2 separate regions of the Homo sapiens genome follow, and region 1 is linked to region 2. The links are chromatin contacts, found by Hi-C in ENCODE. All regions are on one chromosome and are shown on one strand. Each heading gives the region's core, a stretch centred on a gene start or an enhancer-like site at or near the end of the contact. The rest is flanking DNA. Distances are from core to core; before and after follow the strand shown.

Region 1 (6,326 bases), core at 2,733-5,232, 340 kb after region 2:
AAAAAAAAAATGACCCAGCCTGTTCTAGTTCCATCATCTGAGTCATGCTGCACTGCAGTCCTCACATTCACATGTGCTCCTGAGCCTGGGCTCCCATGCTTGATGGCCAAGCCTCTTTGAGCATCAGCGCTTGCACCTGCCTGGGATGCTCTTCGCCCTGCTGCCATCTGTACCATCCCCTTTGCCCAGTTGCCCCCTACATATCATTCAGGTTCTAGCCTAAAGGGCTCATCTCTGGCTGATGTTTCTAGACAGGGCTGGGCAGCCTGGCTCCCTGCTTTCTATTTTTTAGCATTCTTTTATTATTATTATTATTTTTTGAGATGGAGTCTCACTCTTCACCCAGGCTGGAGTGCAATGGCACAATCTCGGCTCACTGCAACCTCTACCTCCCAAGTTCAAGCAATTCTCCTGCCTCAGCCTCCCCACTAGCTGGGATTACAGGTGTGCACCACCATGCCCAGCTAATTTTGTATTTTTGATAAAGTCAAGGTTTCACTGTTTTGGTCAGGCTGGTCTCGAACACCTGCCTCGGCCTCCCAAAGTGCTGGGATTATAGCTGCAAGTCACTACATCCGGCCTCTAGCACTCTTAACACATGTGACTGAGGACTTGTGTCATTATGCACAGTCTCTTTGCTCTGTAAGCTCCACGCTGGTCTCTATCCCAGCACCTGGATATGGTAGAGAGCAGAAGCTAAAAGAGTGTGTTTATGAAATCACTGAGTGAGAAATTGGTGGCTCATCCTGCCTGGCCCCCTTCCTCCTCCTCCCTGCCTTTGGAGAGACCATGGCAATAGTCCAGAGATGCTAGTGACATTTGGGGCACAAAGCGGACTCTCACCCTGGGCTTGCACCAGCCCTTCTCAGTCCCAGCCTTGGCGCCCTCTGTCAGCCCTTTGTTTTCCTCTCATTCCTGCACCCATGTCTCTGCTGACCTTGTTTTCTTCTCAGGCCTTGGAGACCCTGGACAATGGCAAGCCCTATGTCATCTCCTACCTGGTGGATTTGGACATGGTCCTCAAATGTCTCCGGTATGGGCTCAGCTTTCCTGTTCTTTGTTCTGGCAGGGGAAAAGGGGAGGCAACGTTGTTAGGAGGTAAAAATTAAATTACAAAAATTCAAAAGGGGCAGAGCGCGGTATCTCATGCCTATAATCCCAGCACTTTGGGAGGCTGAGCCAGGTGGATTACGTGAGGTCAAGAGTTTGAGACCAGCCTGGTCAACATGATGAAACCCCATCTCTACTAAAAATACAAAAATTAGCTGGGCATGGTGGCGCACACCTGTAATACCAGCTACTCAGGAGGCTAAGGTAGAAGAATCTCTTGATCCCTGGAAGTGGAGGTCACAGTGAGCCAAGATCACGCCACTGCACTCCAGCCTAGGTGACAGAGTGAGACTCTGTCTCAAAAACAAAAACAAAAAATGAATAAATTACAAAAATTCAAAAGGATCACAGGAGTCAGAGAAGGCTACTCTATTTAGACTCCAGCTCATGGGAAAATCCTTCAATATCACAAATTGTGATTAGTCATAAATGCTTTCTTTTGTTCTTGAGTCACTTTTGGTACTTTCTGTGTTATTTGGAACTTGTCCATTTTATCGAGGTTATCTAATTTGTTGGTGTACAATTGTTCACAGTATTCTCTTATAATCCTTTTTATCTCTGTAAGATCTGTAGTGTTGTCTTCATTTTCAGTTTTACTTATTTGGGTCTTCTCTCTGTTTCTTAGCCTAGCTAAAGGTTTGTCCATTTTGTAAATGTTTTCAAAGAACCAAACTTTTGGTTTTGTTGATTTTATTATTTTTCTATTCAAGAAAATATTGTCTTTTGTCTATCTCCGTTTCAGTCTTTATTTCCTTCCTTTTACTAGCTTTGGGTTTGGTTTAATCAAAAATGTTTGATTGATTGATTGATTGATTATTATTATTATTTTTTGAGATGGAGTCTCGCTCTGTTGCCCAGGCTGGAGTGCAGTGGTGCGATCTCAGCTCACTGCAAGCTCCGCCTCCCGGGTTCATGCCATTCTCCTGCCTCAGCCTCCTGAGTAGCTGGGACTACAGGCGCCCGCCACCATGCCCGGCTGATTTTTTGTATTTTTAGTGGAGATGGGGTTTCACCGTGTTAGCCAGGATGGTCTCAATCTCCTGACCTTGTGATCCACCCTCCTTGGCTTCCCAAAGTGCTGAGATTAGAGGCGTGAGCCACCACGCCTGGCGATTGATTGATAATTTTAATTTTTTTTTTTTGAGGCAGGGTCTCACTCTTGCCCAGGCTGGAGTGCAGTGGCACAATCATAGTTCACTGCAGTGTTGACCTTCTGGGCTCAAGCAATCTTCCCACTTCAGCCTCCTAAGTAGCTGGGACCACAGGCGTGCATCACCATGCCTGGATACTTTTTAAATTTTTTGTAGAGACGGGGGTCTTGCTATGTTGCCCAGGCTAGTTTTGGACTCCTGGGCTCAAGTGATCCTCCCACCTCGGCCTCCCAAAGTGCTGGGATTACAGGCATGAGTTACTATGCCCAGCAAACATAAACATTTCAATGACCAAGGAACAAGGGCTTTGTTAAAGCCCATGTGTTGGAGCTGCCAGAAATTCACTGAGGCCAGGCACAGTGGCTCACACCTGTAATCCTAGCACTTTGGGAGGCTGAGGCGGGTGGATCATTTGAGGTCAGAAGTCCAAGAGGAGCCTGGCCAACATGGTGAAACCCCATCTCTACTAAATATACAAAAATTAACCAGGCAGTAGTGGCGCATGCCTGTAATCTCAGCTACTCAGGAGGCTGAGGCACGAGAATCACTTGAACCCAGGAGGTGGAGGTTACAGTGAGCCGAGATCGTGCCATTGCACTCCAGTCTGGGTGACAGACTGAGGCTCCATCTCAACAAAAAAAAAAGGAAAGAAAGAAATTCACTGAGCCCAACTTAAACGATAGAGTCAAGAGGTCTCTAATGCAAAAGGCCATTGAGTCTCACTCACCTCCCTGCTTGCTTCATTCTCCTCAGCTACACTGGCTTTGAGGGCCAGTTTTTACATTGGGACCTGGTAGCCCACACCACCTGTTCTTGTACCTCCATGCCTGATTCCAGCCAGGCTAAGCTGTCATCTTTTAGTTGTAATGCCATATTCCTGAGGGAGGACCCTGAGTGGCTGGCCTTGGTTCTGGCCAGCTGTGGCCAAGGGTGGACAGATCATTTGTGTACATAATGGCTGCCTCCCTATGACATGTAAACAGAGGTGGTGGGGAGGAAGCAGTGCCAGAAGAGTAGAGGTTGGACAAGAAAACAGTTGGGCCGGGCGCAGTGGCTCACTCCCATAATCCCAGCAGTTTGGGAGGCCGAGCTGGGTGGATCACCTGAGGTCAGGAGTTCGAGACCAGCCTGGCCAACATGATGAAACCCCGTCTCTACTAAAAATACAAAACTTAGGCTGTGCGCGGTGGCTCATGCCTGTAATCCCAGCACTTTGGGAGGTCGCGGCGGGGGGATCACGAGGTCAGGAAATCGAGACCATCCTGGCTAACACGGTGAAACCCCATCTCTACTAAAAATATATATATATAAAAAATTAGCTGGGCTTGGTGGCAGGCGCCTATAGTCCCAGCTACTCAGGAGGCTGAGGCAGGAGAATGGTGTGAACCTGGGAGGTGGAGCTTGCAGTGAGCTGAGATCGCGCCACTGCACTCCAGCCTGGGCAACAGAGCGAGACTCTGTCTCAGAAAAAAAAATAAAAAATAAAAAAATTAAAACTTAGATGGGCGTCTTGGCAGGCATGCTACTTGGGAGTCTGAGGCAGGAGAACCGCTTGAACCTGGGAGGCGGAGGTTGCAGTGAGCTGAGATCGCGCCACTGCACTCCAGCCTGGGAGACAAGAGCGAGACTTCGTCTCAAAAAAAAGAAAAAAAAAAAGAAAACAGTCGGTATCCTTCACAACAGGTGCACACAGCCAGGGCAATCACGCCTCCCCGGGGACACTGGGCAATGTCCAGAGACATTTTTGGCAGCCTCGACTGCGAGGGGAAGGGTACTACTGGCATCTAGTGGATAGAGGTCAGAGATGCTGCTCAACATCGTACAATGCCCAGGACAGTCCCACAACAAAGAATTCTCCAGCCCCAGATGTCAGCAGTGCCAAGGCTGAAAAACTCCCTCTGCAAGGACACCCCAGAGAGAGCAGCCTGGTACATCTCAGTTGGGGCCACATGCTTTCCTGAATTTTGGCATTCTGCTTTTGTGCTGATGAAATAACTTCTGGGGCTTGCAAAACACATGTCATGTAGACTGTGTTTGTATAGATCTGGGGGAGGGAAGCTGCAATGCCTGGGCTTGCATAGATTGGCAACCCCCTAGCTAGCTTTCTTCCAGGGTCACAAACCCATGTTCAAACCCAGGTCACTAGCCAGGTGCTAATGGCTCGAGCCTGTAATCCCAGCACTTTGGGAGGCCAAGGCAGGAGGATCACTTGAGCTCAGGAGTTTGAGAGCAGCCTGGGCAATATAGGGAGACCCACATCTCTACAAAAAATTTAAAAACATTAGCCAGGCATGGTGACATGTGCCTGTAGTCTCAGCTACTCAGGAGGCTAAGGTGGGAGGATCACTTGAGCCCAGGAGGTCAAGGCTACAGTGAGTTATGATTGTGCCACTGTACTCCAGCCTGGGCAACTGAGCAAGACCCTGTTTCTTTCTTTCTTTTCTTTTTTTTTTTTTTTTTTGAGACAGAGTCTCGCTCTGTTGCCCAGGCTGGAGTACAGTGGCGTGATCTCGGCTCACTGCAACCTCCGCCTCCCAGGTTTAAGCCATTCTTCTGCCTCAGCCTCCCGAGGTGCTGGGATTACAGGCACCCGCCACCACGCCCAGCTAATTTTTTGTATTTTTAGTAGAGACGGGGTTTCACCACCTTGGCCAGGCTGGTCTCGAACTCCTGACCTCGTGATCTGCTCACCTAGGCCTCCCAAAGTGCTGGGATTACAAGTGTGAGCCACCACACCCAGCAAGACCCTGTTTCTTAAAAAAAACAAAGAAGGTCAGGCATGGTGGCAGGTGCCTGTAATCCCAGCTACTTGGGAGGCTGAGGTAGAGAATCGCTTGAACCTGGGGGGCCGAGGTTGCAGTGAGCCCAGATCACACCACTGCACTCCATCCTGGGAGACAGAGCGAGACGCTGTCTCAAAAAAAAAAAAAGAAAAGAAAAGAAAGAAAAAAAAAAAATCTAATTCCTGGGCATGAGCCCCAGAGAGTGGGATTGAGTAGATTGGAAATGGACTCCTGGGATCTGGTGTTTTTTACAAGAACCCCAGGCGATTCTGAGGCTTGGGGGTTAGCTACCTAGAGTAGATTTTCGTGACCTTTGCAGTCACTTGTCTCTCTCTGAATAAGCCAAAAGCAAAGACAGTTTTCAGAAAGACTCAGCTGGACCAGTTTGAGTCTTCTCTTTCTGCCAGGGTTTGCAGGGGTCCCTGACAATCATTGATTCGAGCTTGAACGTTTCTTTGTTTAAAGGTATTATGCCGGCTGGGCTGATAAGTACCACGGGAAAACCATCCCCATTGACGGAGACTTCTTCAGCTACACACGCCATGAACCTGTGGGGGTGTGCGGGCAGATCATTCCGGTGAGTCCAGCCTCCCTGGAGTTTCTTCAGGGTGCCCTGAGATTTGGCAGTCTGCCAGACTCATTGCAGAGGTTCTGGGGTGGTGTCGGAAGGCAGCCTGGGTGGCAGGTAAGAAGATGGGCTCTGACAAAGCCAATCCGGTTTGAGTCTCAGCACTGCCACTCGTGAATTCTGTAACCTTGGGCAAGTCACTTATCCCCCAAGCCTCAGTTTCCCCATCTGAAAAGTGGAAATGAACATAGTGCCTGTCTTAGGGAGGTAATTAGGGCTTAGCATGGTGTCACGGACATAAAAGCACGGATAAATGTGAGTCTGTCATCGTTGTGCACCGCCTGCCTCATCCATTCATCTTAAAACCACGATGGATGGAGTTAGGGGAGGACACGCAGGGTTCAGAGAACTCGGTGCTGCTTCTGCCCTCTGGGGTTGCCACCTTCTGCTACCCAGTGTAGTTCTCTGAGGAAGCTTGGATTTCGAGGGCTGCTGTTGTTTGTTGCAGTGGAATTTCCCGCTCCTGATGCAAGCATGGAAGCTGGGCCCAGCCTTGGCAACTGGAAACGTGGTTGTGATGAAGGTAGCTGAGCAGACACCCCTCACCGCCCTCTATGTGGCCAACCTGATCAAGGAGGTGCGTGGCTTATCCTGGTCTTAACCTCTAAATGCCCTTGTTGAGGCTTGTTCTAAAGGAGTTCTGAGAAGGGTCTC
Region 2 (5,947 bases), core at 600-3,099:
ACAGTCACCTGCCACTGAGTGGCCACTGTCCTTCCTAAATGTCAAGAAGTGAAGTATGTCACCCTTTCAGGGAAATTCAGGCAATTACTGAAATAGGAGGGTGGCAAGAACAGTTCTATCCTGGTGCCTTACGAATAAAAAACTGGATTCTGGTTTACAGCAGCTTTACAGTGATAGTTAAATTAACTGGGGCTAGGGGAAGAGCAAGCAAAAAGGGAAGAAGGACTCCTAGGCCCTTTCTAGTAAATCCTTCAGCAACAAGGCTGGCTTGGTGCCCTCCAAGCATCTAATGGCTTATTAAATTATCCCACAAGTGGGTTTTAGGCTCCTTTTTTGAGCCAAAATGGAAGCTGGGAATCTGGTGCCATAACTAATGAGAAACTCCTTTAATAGCCCACAATCAGTGTTCTGTTCTAGCTGGCTACTGCTTCACTGGATTGAGAATCTATCTATCTCCTTGCACACATGGGCACACACAATCTCCACCATCCAGGGAGGTCCTGAAGTCAAATCTCTATCTATACAAGTGATACAATTCATAGGGGGCTGGCTCCTCCCAGAACCTGTCTGGAGGCTCAGAAACGGGGGCAGTGACAGTGGAGTCAGCTGCTCTTGGGTGCCAGCAGAGCCATTCAGTACAACCCCCAGGCTCACAGCAGTGGCTTCTAGGAAACTGGGAGTTTAGATCAGCTTTACAGATACATCGATCAGAGGCTAAAATGAAACCTCAGCCTAAAACTCATAGGACTGACTGCCTGGGAGGAGGGTTAGGTCTGCTTCTTCCACTTATACTTAGTCTCTGTGCTCCAAGAGGTCAAATTTTTGCTTCTAGAATTTCCTTGGGGTCTTTCAGAGGGTGGGGGAACAAACCCCTATGCACTTTTCTTTTTTTTTTTTTTGAGATGGAGTTTCTCTTGTCAACCGGGCTGGAGTGCAGTGGTGCAATCTTGGCTCACTGCAACCTCCACCTTCCTGGTTCAAGCGATTCTGCCTCGACCTCTCAAGTAGCTGGGATTACAAGCACCAGCCACCATGCCTGGCTAATTTTGTATTTTTAGTAGAGACAGGGTTTCACCATGTTGGCCAGGCTGGTCTCGAATGTCTGACCTCAGGTGATCCACCCGCCTTGGCCTCCCAAAGTGCTGGGATTACAGGCGCGAGCCACCGCGCCCAGCCTACACCACTTTTAGTACCAACACTCTTGGGTGATTTCATGGACCCTAAAGCAGACCTGACACTGATCCAGATTTGCAGTCCATTTTTAAGGACACCTGTCTTTATTTCCTCAAAGTCAAGCAGCTTTCTCTGGAAAATGAATGCTAATTAGTGTGAACCAAAAGAGTAAGTAAGAGTCTGAAGTTTTTTTAAAGGAGAAAGCTTATTATGGAAAGTCACTGGTCCTCCCCTCCGCACAGGAAAGGTACCCAGTAGATAATGAACCAAATTAAGTTCCCTCCCTCCAGCCAGAAGTTAAACATCTGGGATATGACGTCTTCATGCCAGGGGCACTCATTTCTTAGCAGCCTCTCTACATACATCTCTCAGGTGGTGCCAAGAGGCACACCAGGTAGAGCAAACTTAGCAGCTCTGACTAACAGGCTGCAAAGTGCAAGTTCAGATTCTGTGGCAGAGATTTGGAAGGCACCCACCTCCAGACTGCTTCCCGTCCAAGTTACCAGGACAGCTCAAAAACATGCTGACAGAAAACTCCCATGGCTCTAGGAAGAAGTGACACTAAGCCAACACCTTTCTTTATGTGGGAGCAGAATCAGCTGATGAAGGGGTGGGCAGCAGTGTGGGGCAGGCACCCCACTGGCTGCAGCTAGCCCACCATAGGCACAGCACATCCCACCACTCTCCTTCCAGTCCTGACCAGGCCCCAGCCGGCAACTTCTACCGAGAGCCATGGCTCAACACCAAACTGGACAGTAGACATCATGATCCCTCCAGTTAGCTCTAATTACAGACCCCACCAGTACAGCTTGACAGCTCCCGGCACCATCCCTTCCTTCATCTGACTTATTGAACTTTTACAAACTAACAGTCACCAGCACCAAAGAATTAAGTCAACTAACCTGCCTTGAATTTTAGACCAGCAATCCATATGGCTTTATCTGGTATAAATCTTCTGCCTTTGATCATTTCTGGACCGTAGGAAAAAGGAATAGCAATCATTAAAATCTTGGGCCAGAGAACACTATTTTTACATAACAGTTTCTTAACCTAAAGTCAAGGCCTTGGACTCTTCCCTGAGGGTTGCCTGAGATTCCTTCATGCTTTCTATTCAGGACTAAGTCCCTTACTGCAAATGTGTTAGCTCTAACATCTCCCACAAGCTAGAGGAACTTGCGAGTATATTAACAAGGACACATCTGACATCCTGTGTTTGGTTAGAATATACAGCACATTGTGATAACATAAAGTGGATTCATCTTGTATCATTATAGGCAGAAGGTATTTGGCAAATTTTTATGTATTGTTTTATGTACTGTACAAGTAACTTATTCTTGAATAATGCAAATTTTGCTATAATGTACAAATTGCTATATGTGAATTAAAAAGTTTTCAGAATCTTGATTTGCTGTCATAATATTTAAAGGCTCTATTAAGACCATGGTGTCTCTACAAAATCCTTGCCCTGCCCAAATACTCGCTCTTCCCTTTGTCCTCCCCGTTGCAATCTGGGAATACTAACAAATGCTTATGAGTCCATCCATGTCAATAAGCAGCTTTGTACATCTTTGTATCTTTTCAGCCTTCATGCCCTCTGGATTTCTTTATTGCAATTTTTTTCTGAGTGTCTCCTGCCCCCTACTGGTAAAGTAGAAAAATGCCCGAATTGGGAACTTCCAGCTAATGACACTCATTTTGGTTCAGGAGATATTAAAAAGGAAGCTTACAGAATCGGTGTCAGCCCGAGGATGTGGAATTTCAGTGCTGCCCAACTCTGGCCAACCTTCCTCCTCCTGAAGCAGATCTCTAATCCACCAAAGAGAATAGCTCAGTCTTGTCTTTTTCTAGAGATACCTTGAACCAGAACTAAGGGTGAAGAAGAAAAATCATTTCACAGCTACCTTCCGGGATATTCAAAATGCACCCTTAGCACACCTGCTTTGATATTAAGTATCCTACAAAGAAGTAGCTTATACAGACACACACTAACTTGATCAGTTTTTAAAACTTTTTTTATTTTTTAAATTTTTTTTAAGTTTTTATTTTATATTATCTACAAAGTAAAAGTTTTTCCCTTAACTTAAAAGTTGAACCACTGTAGACAGTGATCACCTCATCAAACTTGATTTATAAATAATAATCCGTCAGTTTGACGGTAAGAATTTACTGAAACTTTGTCAAGTTTAGTAAAAGGGCGTTCCAAGTCTTGATTTTTTTTTTTTTTTTTTTTTAGCAGTAATAGCAGCAAGAATCACTCTTGTTACTTCTTTTGCTAGCTGATGTGTTCATGACTTTCAAGGGTTATTAAAAAATAAATAACTTCCAGTTTCGGCAAGCAGAGCTGGGGTACCTGCGGGACTCTGAAACAGCATATGGAATTATGGAATAGCCCCCAAGTTCCTAAATGCCTCTACTCGGTCCAAGTATCTTCCACTGCAAGTGAACTGTTAGCATTCCTATTGGATGTTACAAGAAATCAACATATATATTTTAAAAACAAAATAAATGAAATTCTAGTTTTCTGTGCTTCCAGTTGGTAGAAGCAGTAGAAGGGAGGAGGGAATTTGGCCTTTCGGTTCCTCCAGGGCAGCCTTACAACTGCTGTTGGTGGTGGGCTTGTACTGTAAAAAGAAAAGCGAACATTGAAACAGAAAACTGGCAACACCACACATCAGCCTAGTGTCTCTGCAGCACATGATTGTAAACTATCCTCGTGCTAGCTGAACAAAACTCAAAATTGAATTCGCTTTTCCCCCTCCCATCTGCACCAAAGTGGGGAGGGTTGGGTGGGTGGGTAGAAACAAACCAGTCAGACGTAAAACCACTTCAGATAAAACTCCCAGAAGACTTGTTCATGGGGTAGAAAAAAAGGCCTTAACAAACCCCCTCCCCAAATATTAGCCAAGCACCAGTATTGCTTTCAGAATAACAGGTCAGACTGTGAAGTATCGCCATGGCAGCCATCAAGTAGTAGAGCACAATCACAGGGCGCTCTCCCCTGTTCAGGGGCTGGGGCTAACGCTACACTCAAAGCCAGTCCATCCACAGCGCTTTCTCAGCAGTATCTTCTCCAGAGCTACAATCAAACTCTGCCATGGTAATAACCCCCCACATGTCAGACTTTTGGGACTCAGGAAGGAAAACACTGCCCTGTCCAGCCTGTCATAACAAGGAAGGCCAACTGAGTCCTAGGCATGCATCAGGCTGCTGTTGCTGCTGCTGCTGCTTCTCATCAAGCCAAATCCTGTATACCATCAGAACACACACAGACTCGGCTCCCGGAAGCCTCAGGCCCTGATGCTGAACTGATCGTCACAGTCCCTCCTGTGCACACTCCTGGACGGGTCTTGCTAGTTCTCAAATGCGGGGCTTGAAGCACTGGCCCTGCCTGCCATTCCACCTGTGCGAGCAGAATGCTTTGGGGTGCCCCGGCGGCCCCTGCACACACACGCCTCACCTGAAGGGTGCGTCATATAGGGGAAATGCGCTGTTGTCGAGACTGGAATGGGCTGTAGTGCACTTTGAGCGAGGGCGGCCTGGGGACCGCCGGGTGGCTGTGTCGTCATTAGCATCATTGGCGCATGGGCAGTTGGATGAGAAGGAACCATTCCTGACTGTACATGAGCCTGAAACAGAGAGCTCTTTTACGCATACAGGCAACATCTCCGGCTTCAACAACATGTCAACTGTGTTCCTTTCACTGGGCTGGGACTCTCAGGAAAGGGCAACGGTGGGCCTCAGGGCCCAGTTCTGTTCTCTGGGGACAATCTCTAGTAGATTATCTATTGACCTGAAGACGCGCTTCACCTTTGGGCAGATCCTGCAAGGGTCAGGGAGCAGGCAACAAGTGAGCCTGGGTAGAAGTCAGGGCTGTGCTGTCCTAACCCTTGACATTTCTGATCATTGTATTCTATGTATGGGGTAAGATCTTCACAAAGATTAGACACTGGATCCAAGGGCAGCTTTCTCAACTTAATATCATACAAGATTCAATGATGCTTCAGAATCAGGCTGCCATGTGGGGCCTGAGGTAGTTTTGCAGATAACATCCCTTTCAAATAGGAAAACAGATTACATTAATAAGCAGAGACTGTCACAGTCAAGTATGTGAATTACTTGGACCTCTGTTCATTTGCCTCTCTCCCTCTGCTTCTGGTCTGCTCACCAGGCAGTGAAAAGAGACTCTTAGGCCCCCGTGACTCTCTCAGAGATATGCTGATGGAGCAGGAGGAGGAGGAGGAGTTGGAGTTTTTAATGGCTCCAGTGAGATGGAAAGGAGTAACCTGAAGTCATCTGGGCCAGCCCAGCGTCTCTGTACCAAGTTCAACCTGGTCTCACTCACTGTCAAGTTGGAAAGGTGATTTTAGTCAGCCCAAACAGCTGGATTCCAGCTCTGCAGGGGGTTGGCAGGGCCAGGAAGAGCCCTTGTTTCCTTTTTCCCACACTGTGCACTGTTCTAGACTACGATAAGCCTTGGATGAAATGCCGTTTTTACTCTCACATATTCAAACGGGCACATGGCAAATTTGAGCTTCCCTGTGTTAACCTTTTTGCCCTTTCAGCACAAAAACAGAGTGAGGTTTTAGGGATCCCTGACTTACATGTAAGTTCACATGCCTACTTAGCCACCAGCCTCTGGTAGACACCTACAGGACCCCAGCTCTTATGAAGCTGACTCCACCAAACCACGCTGGCCCACACGGACCAAACCGGCTTCCCTCCCCACTATCAAAAAGCAAATCAACTGCAGTGCGCTACACCACAGAACCTAAAC

The links. Hi-C counts contacts between places; a loop is a spot of excess contacts on that map. Pooled maps may share reads with other maps.
Region 1: a loop to region 2 is called in a pooled map, with 4 times the contacts of the local background. The contact joins two enhancer-like sites. A Hi-C loop is called at or near these places in 2 of 37 single-sample maps with no recorded cell type and 3 of 50 pooled maps.

What each region holds. Positions count from the first base shown.
Region 1 is chr12:111,784,314-111,790,639 of GRCh38, forward strand. ALDH2 (aldehyde dehydrogenase 2 family member) reads left to right here. Exons shown (of 13, transcript NM_000690.4): 4 at 954-1,033; 5 at 5,510-5,621; 6 at 6,121-6,249. Among named protein-coding and RNA genes, the nearest start is that of MIR6761, 12 kb to the right of the region's middle. Within about 2 kb of position 3,983, at least 9 of the 41 ENCODE cell types and tissues checked have a DNase peak (open chromatin) inside an H3K27ac peak, as active enhancers do.
Region 2 is chr12:111,449,047-111,454,993 of GRCh38, forward strand. SH2B3 (SH2B adaptor protein 3) reads left to right here. Exons shown (of 8, transcript NM_005475.3): 8 at 1-2,577. It overlaps ATXN2 (ataxin 2), which reads right to left. Exons shown (of 25, transcript NM_001372574.1): 24 at 4,631-4,799; 25 at 3,168-3,794. The coding sequence ends at 3,766. Among named protein-coding and RNA genes, the nearest start is that of SH2B3, 46 kb to the left of the region's middle. Within about 2 kb of position 1,850, at least 4 of the 41 ENCODE cell types and tissues checked have a DNase peak (open chromatin) inside an H3K27ac peak, as active enhancers do.